Regions from separate parts of the Homo sapiens genome. Here regions 1 and 3 are each linked to region 2. Evidence: chromatin contacts called from ENCODE Hi-C data. All regions are on one chromosome and are shown on one strand. Each heading gives the region's core, a stretch centred on a gene start or an enhancer-like site at or near the end of the contact. The rest is flanking DNA. Distances are from core to core; before and after follow the strand shown.

What was found. A loop is a pair of places that touch in the nucleus more often than their neighbours do. Pooled maps may share reads with other maps.
Region 1: a map of CD8-positive, alpha-beta T cell shows a loop between it and region 2 (8-fold over the local background). The contact joins the promoter of SOD1 here to the promoter of HEMK2 in region 2. A Hi-C loop is called at or near these places in 2 of 168 maps with a recorded cell type or tissue (CD4-positive, alpha-beta memory T cell and CD8-positive, alpha-beta T cell), 1 of 37 single-sample maps with no recorded cell type and 8 of 50 pooled maps.
Region 3: a loop to region 2 is called in a pooled map, with 3 times the contacts of the local background. The contact joins the enhancer-like site here to the promoter of HEMK2 in region 2. A Hi-C loop is called at or near these places in 2 of 50 pooled maps.

Annotation. Positions count from the first base shown.
Region 1 is chr21:31,658,277-31,661,677 of GRCh38, reverse strand. SOD1 (superoxide dismutase 1) reads right to left here and starts at 1,985. Exons shown (of 5, transcript NM_000454.5): 1 at 1,837-1,985. The coding sequence starts at 1,908. It overlaps SOD1-DT (SOD1 divergent transcript), which reads left to right and starts at 1,654. Exons shown (of 3, transcript NR_187558.1): 1 at 1,654-2,281. RefSeq lists enhancers at 1-133, 134-643, 1,143-1,342 and silencers at 1,503-1,782, 2,053-2,372.
Region 2 is chr21:28,883,994-28,887,781 of GRCh38, reverse strand. It overlaps HEMK2 (HemK methyltransferase 2, ETF1 glutamine and histone H4 lysine), which reads left to right and starts at 2,415. Exons shown (of 6, transcript NM_013240.6): 1 at 2,415-2,570. The coding sequence starts at 2,437. It also overlaps the pseudogene HSPD1P7. RefSeq lists enhancers at 1,998-2,556, 2,502-2,561, 2,557-3,116.
Region 3 is chr21:26,069,540-26,073,299 of GRCh38, reverse strand. All of the region lies in intron 3 of APP (amyloid beta precursor protein), which reads left to right. Among named protein-coding and RNA genes, the nearest start is that of APP, 99 kb to the left of the region's middle. Within about 2 kb of position 2,204, at least 8 of the 41 ENCODE cell types and tissues checked have a DNase peak (open chromatin) inside an H3K27ac peak, as active enhancers do.

The sequences.
Region 1 (3,401 bases), core at 736-3,235, 2.8 Mb before region 2:
TAAGAATAGCACTGGTGGCCGGGCGGGGTGGCTCACGCCTGTAATCCCAGCACTTTGGGAGGCCGAGGCGGGTGGATCACGACGTCAACAGATCGAGACCATCCTGGCCAACATGGTGAAACGCCGTCTCTACTAAAATATAAAAAATTAGCCAGGCGTGGCGGCGCGCGCCTGTAGTCCCAGCTACCCGGGAGGCTGAGGCAGGAGAATTGCTTGAACCTGGGAGGCGGAGGTTGCAGTGAGCTGAGATCGCGCCACTGCACTCCAGCCTGGGCGACAGAGCGAGACTTGGTCTGAAAAACAAAACACTAGTACTGGTGAATTATGTGGGGAGAAGTAAAGAGGGACAAAAAGAAGTCTGACAAATGAAACAGCAAAATGGAGTCAAATGCCAAAGAACCTTTTCCAGAAAATCTGGAGACCTATTAAAGAAAAAGGCTAAACTCATTATCTCCCTCACATATATTTCAGACATTTACACAGACTAACTGTTCCTGTCCTCTCACGTTTCTGTAAACCCCTTTAAAGACTGAATCTCATTCGTATAGTAAATATTCCCTCATGATTTTTAAGCCGAGTGCAAGAGAAAATTTTCCACCAGTTGGTAACTTCACTAAGGTTCTGGGGACAGTGTTATCACAAGCACCTTCCTTGCAACACGTTTTGTAATTTTACTGATAAAAGTTCTGAAAATATTTCTGTATATTTTACAAGAGTCGTTCAGAAGTTTGTCTCTGACCATCTTAGCAACCTGCCTACTGGCAGAGCAATTTTAAAGCCACTTTACGAAAATGTGGCTTAAGAAATGCTCCGACAACAGTTATTAAGTGCCAATTCGGTGTAATGGAAACTCCAGGTCTTCTAATTTCCAAATACGAAACTCCACCCACTGTCCTCAAACGACAGTTCTCAATCGTAGGTGCACATCAAAATCACTTTTGGAAACTTTCAAAAAACAGCAATACTCACCCTGCACTAGGACAGGTTTTGATGTAATTGGTCGGAGGTTGGGCTCTGGTGTATTTTTAGTAAGATCTTCAAATAAGCTAACTGTGCACCCAAAGTTAAGATCACTGCCCTCAAAAATCCCCAAAAGGGTCAGTTAAACCTCTGGCTCCCGGAGCTTAGGAGGAGGAAAAGGACCTCTGTTCAAGGCTACCTTCTCTGCCCTTGCAGCCCAATCATGACCTAGAACAGAGGCCAGCAAACTTCCCTGCAAAGTGTCACACAAACGGTCTCTGTTGCGTATTTTTGTTTTCCAAAGCCTTTTAAAAATATAAAAACCATTCCTAGCCTTAGAGCTGTACAAAAGCGAAGACTCCCTGACCTAGAGCGCTGAAGCCGGAAAGCGGAGAGGGATGCGAAGACACCAGGCGGGCCCAGGCGCAGTCGCCATCCCCGGGCTGGGCCTGGCACTGCGCCACTCGGTGTCCGCGGGACCCTCAGGAACGAGAACACGGCCAAGCAAGGGACGAGCACAGCCGCTCCAGGCACCACGACAGACCCGCGGCGGCGGCCCAAGGACCACAGAGGGCAGCACGCCCGCCCCCGCCCCTCCCCGGCCCGCGGCAATCCCTCCCCGCGCTCCCGCCACGCGCAGGCCCAGCCCCGCGGCGGCCTCGGTCCCACGCCCCGCGCCCGGGCCCGCCCGGTGACTCAGCACTTGGGCACCGCACCGCTGGGGGCGAAGGCACCGACCGGGCGGCACGGGCCGGGACCGGGCGCTGGACCAGGGCGGCCCCGAGGCCTGGCGGGCGACCCGCTCCTAGCAAAGGTGCGCGGGGGGACGAGCGGGTGGGAGCGGCCTCGCAAACAAGCCTCCGTCCCAGCCCTTGCCTTCTGCTCGAAATTGATGATGCCCTGCACTGGGCCGTCGCCCTTCAGCACGCACACGGCCTTCGTCGCCATAACTCGCTAGGCCACGCCGAGGTCCTGGTTCCGAGGACTGCAACGGAAACCCCAGACGCTGCAGGAGACTACGACGCAAACCAGCACCCCGTCTCCGCGACTACTTTATAGGCCAGACCTCCGCGCCTCGCCCACTCTGGCCCCAAACCAATCGCCTCGCACGCGCTCAGCCCGCCCCCTGCGGCAGCCTCGGGTCGCGAGTGGCCGGGAATGACTGGGGGCGGGGCCAAGGGGCCGCGTGCGCCGGAGACTCCCCCCGCCCCGCAGCCGGGAAACGTCCAGAACCCCGAAATGTGGAGAAAACAACCTTCTTTTCACGGGGGCGTGGCCCGCCGGTTGCAGTACGCGAAATTGGCAAAATGATGTAAACAGGGTACGCTTTGAAAATCTGAAGTCACTTTGTCTAGAAATGTCATTAGTTATGACTGAGTTTGGCCACAGCGTCTCATTTGTTACTCAGCAATTGGGACGCCCCAAGATGGATGCTTTTGTAGTTTTCATTTTTTTGTCTTGTTTTTTAGTTTTCTGAGGGTATAGAAAGTCGCTACACCTCAATCCCGGGACTTACCTTTTCTTCCCCTGCAATTTTCTTAGTCCTTAGTATAGAGTTTCTTATTTGGTTGGCAGAATTCGGTATTCTTTTTATATTTTTCCTGTTTGGCAAGGCCACAACCCTACAGATAACCAAACGGCAACTAGTTGGCTTCTAGGCATCACCTGCGTTTTTGTCTGGCCTAAAGGCCACAACACTCAAGGAGGGTAGAATGGTGAAATAATTTATGATGCCTCCATACAACAGGAATGATAAATATGACTTACCTTTCAAGGGAAATATTTCAAAAACATATTGTGAAATGAGAAAATAGTGCAAACTACTTTTGTCCGGGGCGAGGGGGTTGTTTGTTTGATTTTTGAGACAGGGTCTCGCTCTGTCACCCAGGCTGGAGTGCAGTGGCGCCATCATAGCTCACTGCAGCCTCCACCTCCTGGGTTCAAGCCATCCTCCTGCCTCAGCCTCCCAAGTACCTGGGACCACAGGCATGTGCCACCACACCTGGCTGATTTTTGTATTTTGGGTACAGATGGGGTTTTACCATGTTGCCCAGGCTGGTTTCAAACTCCTGAGCTCAAGCCAGCCATCTACCCACCTCGGCCTCCCAAAGTGCTGGGATTACAGACATGAGCCACCACGTCCAGCCTAGTACTTAATATTGAGTATGGCAAAATACTGAGACTTAATTGAAGTCCAGTGTGAAACAACAATAGAAGCTATTCCAGCCTCGTTTGGAGTACACTACTATCGATTTATTTACTTATTTATTATTTACGCTATTTAGACCCTCAGACTCTAATGCATCCTCTATCAGAGAAATACAATTCACATTTTTTTATCATCCTCTAGGAAGTATACATATTTGCAGTTTTGCCTGTTGTATTTGGTAGTAGTCTCCAGATAATTCGTATATTCTAAACGGTTGCATAAACAGTGCAAA
Region 2 (3,788 bases), core at 1,166-3,665:
GGTTAGTGGGACAAGTCACGTTGAAGTGAATGAAAAGAAAAACAGAGTTACAGATGCCCTTAATGCTACAAGAGCTGCTGTTGAAGAAGGCATTGTTCTGGGAGGGGGTTGTACCCTACTTCGATGAATTGGTGCCTTGGACTCATTGACTCCAGCTAATGAAGATCAAAAAATTGGTACAGAAACTATTAAGAAAACACTCAAAATTCCTGCAATGACTATTGCTAAAAATGCGGGTGTTGAAGGATCTTTGATAGTCCAGAAAATTATGCAGTTCCTGAGAAGCTGGTTGTGATGCCACGGTCAGATTTTGTGAATATGGTGGAAAAAAGGAATTATTGACAAAACAAAGGTTGTGAGAAGTGCTTTACTGGATGCTGCTGGGGTGGCCTGTTAACTACAGCAGAAGTTGTAGTCAAAGAAATTCCTAAAAAAAGAGAAGGACCCTGTATTGGGTGCAATGGGTGGAACGGGAGGTGTTATGGGAAATGGCAAGTTCTAATGATTAGAATAGCGTTTTACTTTAATTAATGAACTGTGGCAGGAAGCCCAAGGCAGTATTCCTCACCAATAACTTCAGAGAAGTCAGCTGGAGAAAACGACTGAAGAAAAGGCTAGCAGATGTTTAGGAAATCACTATAACAATCAGTTACTGGTTTCAAGTGACAAAATATATAATGTTTTACTGCTGTCACTGTCCATGCCTACAGATAATTTATTTTGTATTTTTGGATAAAAAGACATTTGTATATTCCTAATACTGGGTGCGAGAGCACCTATGGTTCCAGTTCCAGCTACTCAGGAGGCTGAGGGAGGAGGATCGCTTGAACCCAGGAGATCAAGTACAACTCTTTCTATATATATATATTTTTCATATTTTTACATAATAAAATTCTATATGGCAGTTAAGAGGAGTAACCTAACCATATATCAAAACATAAATCTCATATAATGTTGACTGAAAAAGAAATTTGAAAAATATGTCCAACCTAGTACCAGTTATGTAAATTTTAAAATACACCGTATGTTGCTTATAAAGATATGAATGTTTATAAACGTATAAATACAAGATCCATGTTTTTACATGGATTAGATGGACATACACTAAATCCATAAGAGCCTTGGAGAGAATGTTACACAATTAAACTGAAGGCAAATAGAGAAAGAACATCCATCTTATTTGTAATATTTTAGTTCTTGTATTTAAAAAATATTTTAAGGAAACATGAGAAAATACTGTCATTTCTGGGTTTAAAACTTGGGGTTTTGAAATTTGTAACCCAGCCGGGTGCGTTAAAGGCTCACACCTGTAATCTCAGCACTTTGAGAGCCCAAGGCGGGTGGATCACCTGAAGTCAGCAGTTTGAGACCAGCCTGGCCAACATGGGGAAAATCCGTCTCTACTAAAAATACAAAAATTAGGCAGCCGTGGCTGCAGGCGCCTGTAATCCCAGCTACTCCGGAGGCTGAGGCAGGAGAACCGCTTGAACCTGGGAGGCAGAGGTTGCAGTGAGCCTAGCTCGCGCCACTGCACTCCAGCCTGGGGGATACAGCGAGACTCTGTCTCCAAAAAAAAAAAATACATAAGTAGAAATAAAATAAAATAAAATTTGTACCTCAAATACTTTTCTGTATTTTTATTTCTCAAATTTAAAAAACGAGCTGTAAAAATGTTTCATTGCGAAACAAATTTCAGAAATTGACTCAAAAAGAATGCAAATACTTGAATAGTCTAATAACTTACAGATGTTCCAAAACATCAAAGATCCATTCACTCAAAAAGGCACCAAGCCCAGCCAGTTTTAAGGCTTTCTACCTAATGTTCCAGAAACAGTGTCCTAACTCACATAACGAGGGTAGCGTAATCTTGGTAAAAAAAAACGGAGCCAGATTATTAGCCTCCCCAATTCAGCAGTGTATTAAACCGCATCATCTTGCTTAAGGTTTATAAAAAGAGTGCATTCATGATTCATCAGGAAGGCAATTTATAAAGTACAGTAAAAAAACGAGGAAAGTCTTCATCTTTATAGCGTAAAGCTTAAAGTTCAGCTGACAAAAAAACAGTAAAATTTATTATGTATTTTTTCAAATCCTTGCAAACTAGGAATAAAACAGAATTTCCAAATATCATTAGAATGAAGAAAGAACATTCACCTTAGTCAAAAACAACTCAGAATGCCCACTATCAGGTTCTAGTTCACAGAATAAAATTTAAATGTTCCAAAGAAGAAAGCAAATGTCAATAGTCACGGATTATACAACTGTCTACTTAGCAATTTCAAGGAGAGCCACTGACAAATTTAGAATTAAGACCCAACAACAACACACTGGTCGCCCGGGACGCCAGCCCCACTCCTAGGCCTGCGCATGAGGGTGAGGGCATGCGCATGCGCATGCGCACGCCCTGCGCACGCGCATGGAACGCAGCGAAGGACTATGGCAGGGGAGAACTTCGCTACGCCGTTCCACGGGCACGTGGGCCGCGGCGCCTTCAGCGACGTGTACGAGCCCGCGGAGGACACGTTTCTGCTTTTGGACGCGCTGGAGGCAGCGGCTGCCGAACTGGCAGGGTGCGAGGAGGGGAGGGGCTCTGACGGGAAAGGGTTGCGGCTTTCTGAAGAAGTGCGGTGGAGGAGGGCCGGAACGGTGACTATCACCGCCCTGAGCCGGAGCAGGCGGGGTCCACTTGCAGATGATTGACAGCCAGGACGCCGTAATTGAGAATTTTCCTGTAGCTACAAGTAATGAGTGTGCCGGGGACGCATCTCCTTTGCCAGGGGGCTGCTCTGTCTCATGAGCTCCCTGACTGCTTACCATGCAAAGGCGTATCTTTTCCTGTCGCCTGTTAATCTGAAGAACACATGTCCCTGAGAGAAGCGATAGTATAACACGTTTGGAAACAAAATATTCCGGAAACATTGCTTATTAATATTTTTAAAGTATTACATATTAAAATTGCATGGTATTATTTGATTTACTCAGCACATAGAAAGCACCCTTAACAAACATGAAAGAAAGTTGTGTTACTGGAGTGGGGAAATATTTTTAAACCCACTGAATAGCATACTCTAGCACCAGCCAGTCCTCACATGTGGCTACAGAGCGCTTGAAATGTGGCTAGTGCTATTGAGGAACTGAATTTTTCATTTAATTGTTACCAAAAAAAAGTTACATGCAGCTAGCAGACAATAGTCTACCCTAGCACTTTATTTAAATGGATTTATTGAAGTGATCGCCATCAATTTTAAATTAATAGCAGAAGGAATGAATACTGACATTGTGATTTTTAAATGTAAGGAATTTGGGTTGTTAGATTTGTTTGAAGATAAGATGAACTGGGTTTTCTCAGGATGGAACAAACAGCTTTCAGGTTTCAAAGATCTATATTGTATTTATTTATCCCTCTTAAACTTGGTCATATTTCTCCAGTATAAAATGTCCCAGCTCTTATTAAACTAGTCTTTCATTGTAGATGATGGAACTTTTGGATCTACTGGAATATACAGTGGAACAGTACTGTTTTATAACTTGTCTTTTCTTCTCAAGATAGCCCAGAAAGATTTACAAGCACAAATTGCACTGCAAAGTATGCTGTAAAAGGAGCTGATTTTGTTATAAAGTCTTGGGTTATTTCTAGTTTGGAATTCTAATTATTTATGAGACCATGATAGTTATTTTCAAAGAGAAGCCACCTGGTGAGATTCTCAGACCTTACTACCACCTAATAAAGACTTGTCAGATGTGTAGACTGGTTCCAAAAGTTTAAAACCTCTGGAGCTTGTCACTGG
Region 3 (3,760 bases), core at 955-3,454, 2.8 Mb after region 2:
CTTTCAGGCTCCCTTCCCCGTCCTCCCCGCGCCACCTTTTGCAATATTTAGGATTCAGAAATTCCAAATATTGCAAAATATTTAGAATCAGAATTCAGAAATTCTAAATATCAGTGTTTAATAGGAGTACCCTGGGGTTGTCCATTTTCTCACACAACACATACTTGCTAGGAGATCTCATAAGTGCAGTGGTTTTTCAGAGGCCTGCATTGATGATTCCTGAGTCATTATGTCCAGGCCAGGCCTCATACATACTATTTACTGGTTCTCTTTCTGCGGGTGCTCCACCAAGAATTCAGACTCAATGGAATATTTCTTCTAAGATGTACACCAGTTCCTTATCAAAAAATGGCAAATTCAGACTTCTTAGGTTAAACAGAGAACTCGTGAACATGGCATATGTCTGTTATTCCATTTTTCTCTGTTGGCTTATTGCTGAGTACCATTTGGGATAAAAATCTGTTTCAGGCAAAGGATAGGATTGTTTTCAGCTTTTATTAAATTCTCCTAGACCCTTGATTTTATGCAGAGAACTAATTAAATTTGAATGAATTTAATGTAGAAACCCTGCTATTGATGCAGAAATCAACCTGATTCTGGACTAGCACCAGAATCAACTATTTTTGTTGTTTTTGCTTTCTTTTTTTTTGCTTTTGCTTTCTCTGCCGGTAAATAACAACTAGTATGTAAGAATCAAATGAATCAAGCATAAATCCCTAGGAAATATTTATGCATTCATTTTTAACAATTTAAAGATGTGAAGATATATAATTAAGCATAATCCTCTCAAAGTTTGACGTTGAAAAGTATTTCAGATACTTCAACTTAAATATATTTTTTGCAAAATATCTTTTTTAAAAAAACAGATGTGGTCTCAGCAATGTAATTATTACAGTGTGAGGAGAGCTTACAGTTGTACCAAAATTTATAACTAGGAAGAAGAGAATGTGAAATAATCCGGAAACCTACAAAACTGTCCTATACAGGAATACCAATTAAACAGCTACTAAAAATGAGTGTAAAATGACAATATGGCTTTATCAAGTGCTTAGGGTCTGGAAAAATGCACATATTGCCTGTTATTTATTGTTATACTTAATGAATGTTCTTTTGCACGTGAGAACTGTTATAAAAGATGTCTTTTGTACATACTTGGTACACCAGTTGGCTTTTTAACCCATTAGCTGTTTTCCCCCAAAGGTGGCCTACTCTAGATGACGTTAAAAATACACATTTTCCAGGGACTTATATAAATAGTCAACTGCCCTATTATGGAAACTTAAAAGCGAAGGCCCTGAAATATCCAGACAGTTTGAACATAAACCAAAAATGAAGTGAATCTCTAGAATTGCTGTGTAATAGCGTGAGTGGGGAGGGGGTCCCTCAAGAGAGGGAACTGACCTTTTTCTTCCTCGTGGGTGACCTTGAGTACACACTTTATTTAGTCATTAAAAGGGTCACCTGAAGCTTAGAGAATGAAGATCCTACAGCCTGTTAATTTTATCATTGTTAGAAACTCTCTGCCTTTGGCCTGAAAATGGTAAATCACCTTTCTTAGAAGATTCTCATATCCAGATATTCTTACCAAATCAGAATCTTTTCCAGCATTTTCTTCAAAAAACCACAGTTCTGGGTTAAAACACAGCAGATCCTAACTGTAATTTTCCTTTCATGTACATTTTAGTCATCTTTATAATTTTAAATGAAAGACAGGAACTACATTATTTGAAATAAGGGTTAACCCCCTCTAATTATAAGCATTAATCACACACAGTTTTCTCATTTCTAAATGTTAAATATAAAATGGGAGCTATCTCTTCAGACACTTTTCTGTTGCCTTCTGTGTGCGGCAGGACCTTACTTTTAAGCTTAGTTTGATTTAAAGGCTGAGTTTCTGCTTGCTTGGAATGCTTGCTCTTCAAAATATTTGCTCCCTGGAGAGGGAAACTGAAGATGGAGCTTTCACGTGACTTTGGATTGCTGACCTGGAAGACGTTTGGGGTAATAGGATGGGCTAGGGCATGGTTCCACTGCTTTCTGTTTGAGTGGGGTCAGGAAAGGAAGGCGGGGCTCGCTGTGTGCAAACAGGAAAACATAGTCTGAAGATGTTTGAAGCCTGAGTGCACTTTCATTTGATGCCTTGCTTTATTGCTTAAGAGAATTTTAAACTGCCGAATCCGCAAATGTGCTGCAGCCTATAATGACACATATTTAAATGATTTTTGCATCTAAACAAATGCATTCACTCTTTGCCTGGTGTGTACAATTTGAATGACACTCGTGCTCTGCCTGGAAGGAACAGACGTTTTTCATTATAAAATTCAGTCAAGCAGAAAAGTAGCAAAGGAAGCAGAAATTTCCATTTACATCTATGATTGAAGTTGTAGTGATAAAAGAGGATGACTAAGTTGAAGAGTAGCCTTGTTCTCATTCTGCTATCTGACATGGGATCTTGTCACTTTGGTAATAGTTTTTAAACTTACATTATTGAGGAAGGCTCTGATCAGAAGTCTCAAATTATACATGTTCTTCAACCTTAGATTTTTCTGGGTGTTTTGTTTCAAAAGTCTCAAATTATATATGTTCTTCAACCTTAGATTTTTCTGGGTGTTTTGTTTGGTTTTTTGGTTATCTATAGATAGATTTGAGTATCTCTTTTTTTCTTAAAATCCGTTACTTACTAGTAATAAAGACTTAAGTGGTAGCTTTACGCTCCATTATCACAGAGATTCACAGTACTTTTTAGTTTTTACTTGTGAGCCTCAGCAGGTGTAGACAGATACCTTAGTTGCCACTGATAACATCCAGTTGCCACTAGATCAAGAAATGGTTCAAAATTCTCCAGGGGCATTTTCTGCTAAAGAAGAGTTGGTGATCTTCCTTTTGGAAGCCTTAATGTACTTAAACCTTCTTCCTTAGAAGTCCAGAAATTCAATTATTTCAGCTCTCTGTGGAGTGATAAGTCCTGCCAAATTGATTTACAATAATGAAACTAAGCCTTGTTTACAAATCTAAGTGGTGATTTCTAAGTCCACAGAGGCGTGGTAACAGAGAGAGAGATTCTGATTTATCTGGGGGTCTATCCGTGTTTGAACAGATTGTGTGATTTTTGAAACATGATTCAAAAGGGATGTTGATAAATTCTAAAATACATTTTTATTGAAGAGCTTGATGAATCATGTATACTTACTTTATTTGTTATTCTATTAGATATTGTCTTCCTCATCCCTAGGTGGTGTTGCTAGTACAGTGACAGAATTCAAATCCTTCTTTTTCCTCTGCTCTAACAGAGCTTTGTGAACTCATAGCAATATTGTAATGCCTGGTAAAAGGTGGTGCCAGTTTCAAGTACTATATCCTAATTACTTCATGGCTAACTCTTGTTATTGTTAACAATATTGTTAACTCTTTTGTTAAATGCAGTGACATCTTTTTTCTTTCTCATTCTCTGTGTACTTTTTGCCCTAAATAGTTCTGCATCTTTTAAGATACAAGTTTGCTTTTTCTTGGAGGTTTTTATTTGGAAAATGCCTGAAATATATAGACCAACATTTGTTCCTCCAATGGTTAAATTACATTGTCTCCCAAAGTGAGGCATTTTAAGTCTGGACTATACCCAGGAGAATCTAAAAGAGGCAGTTAATAAGCTCTTGAAGAGCACAGTGGGGTGGTTGTGTATTTATTGAGTCTCACACTTAGGAGAGAAATAGGCTGGACCAAATGAGCCTGGGCATCAAAAGCATGTGGGTGGTCGTTGGTG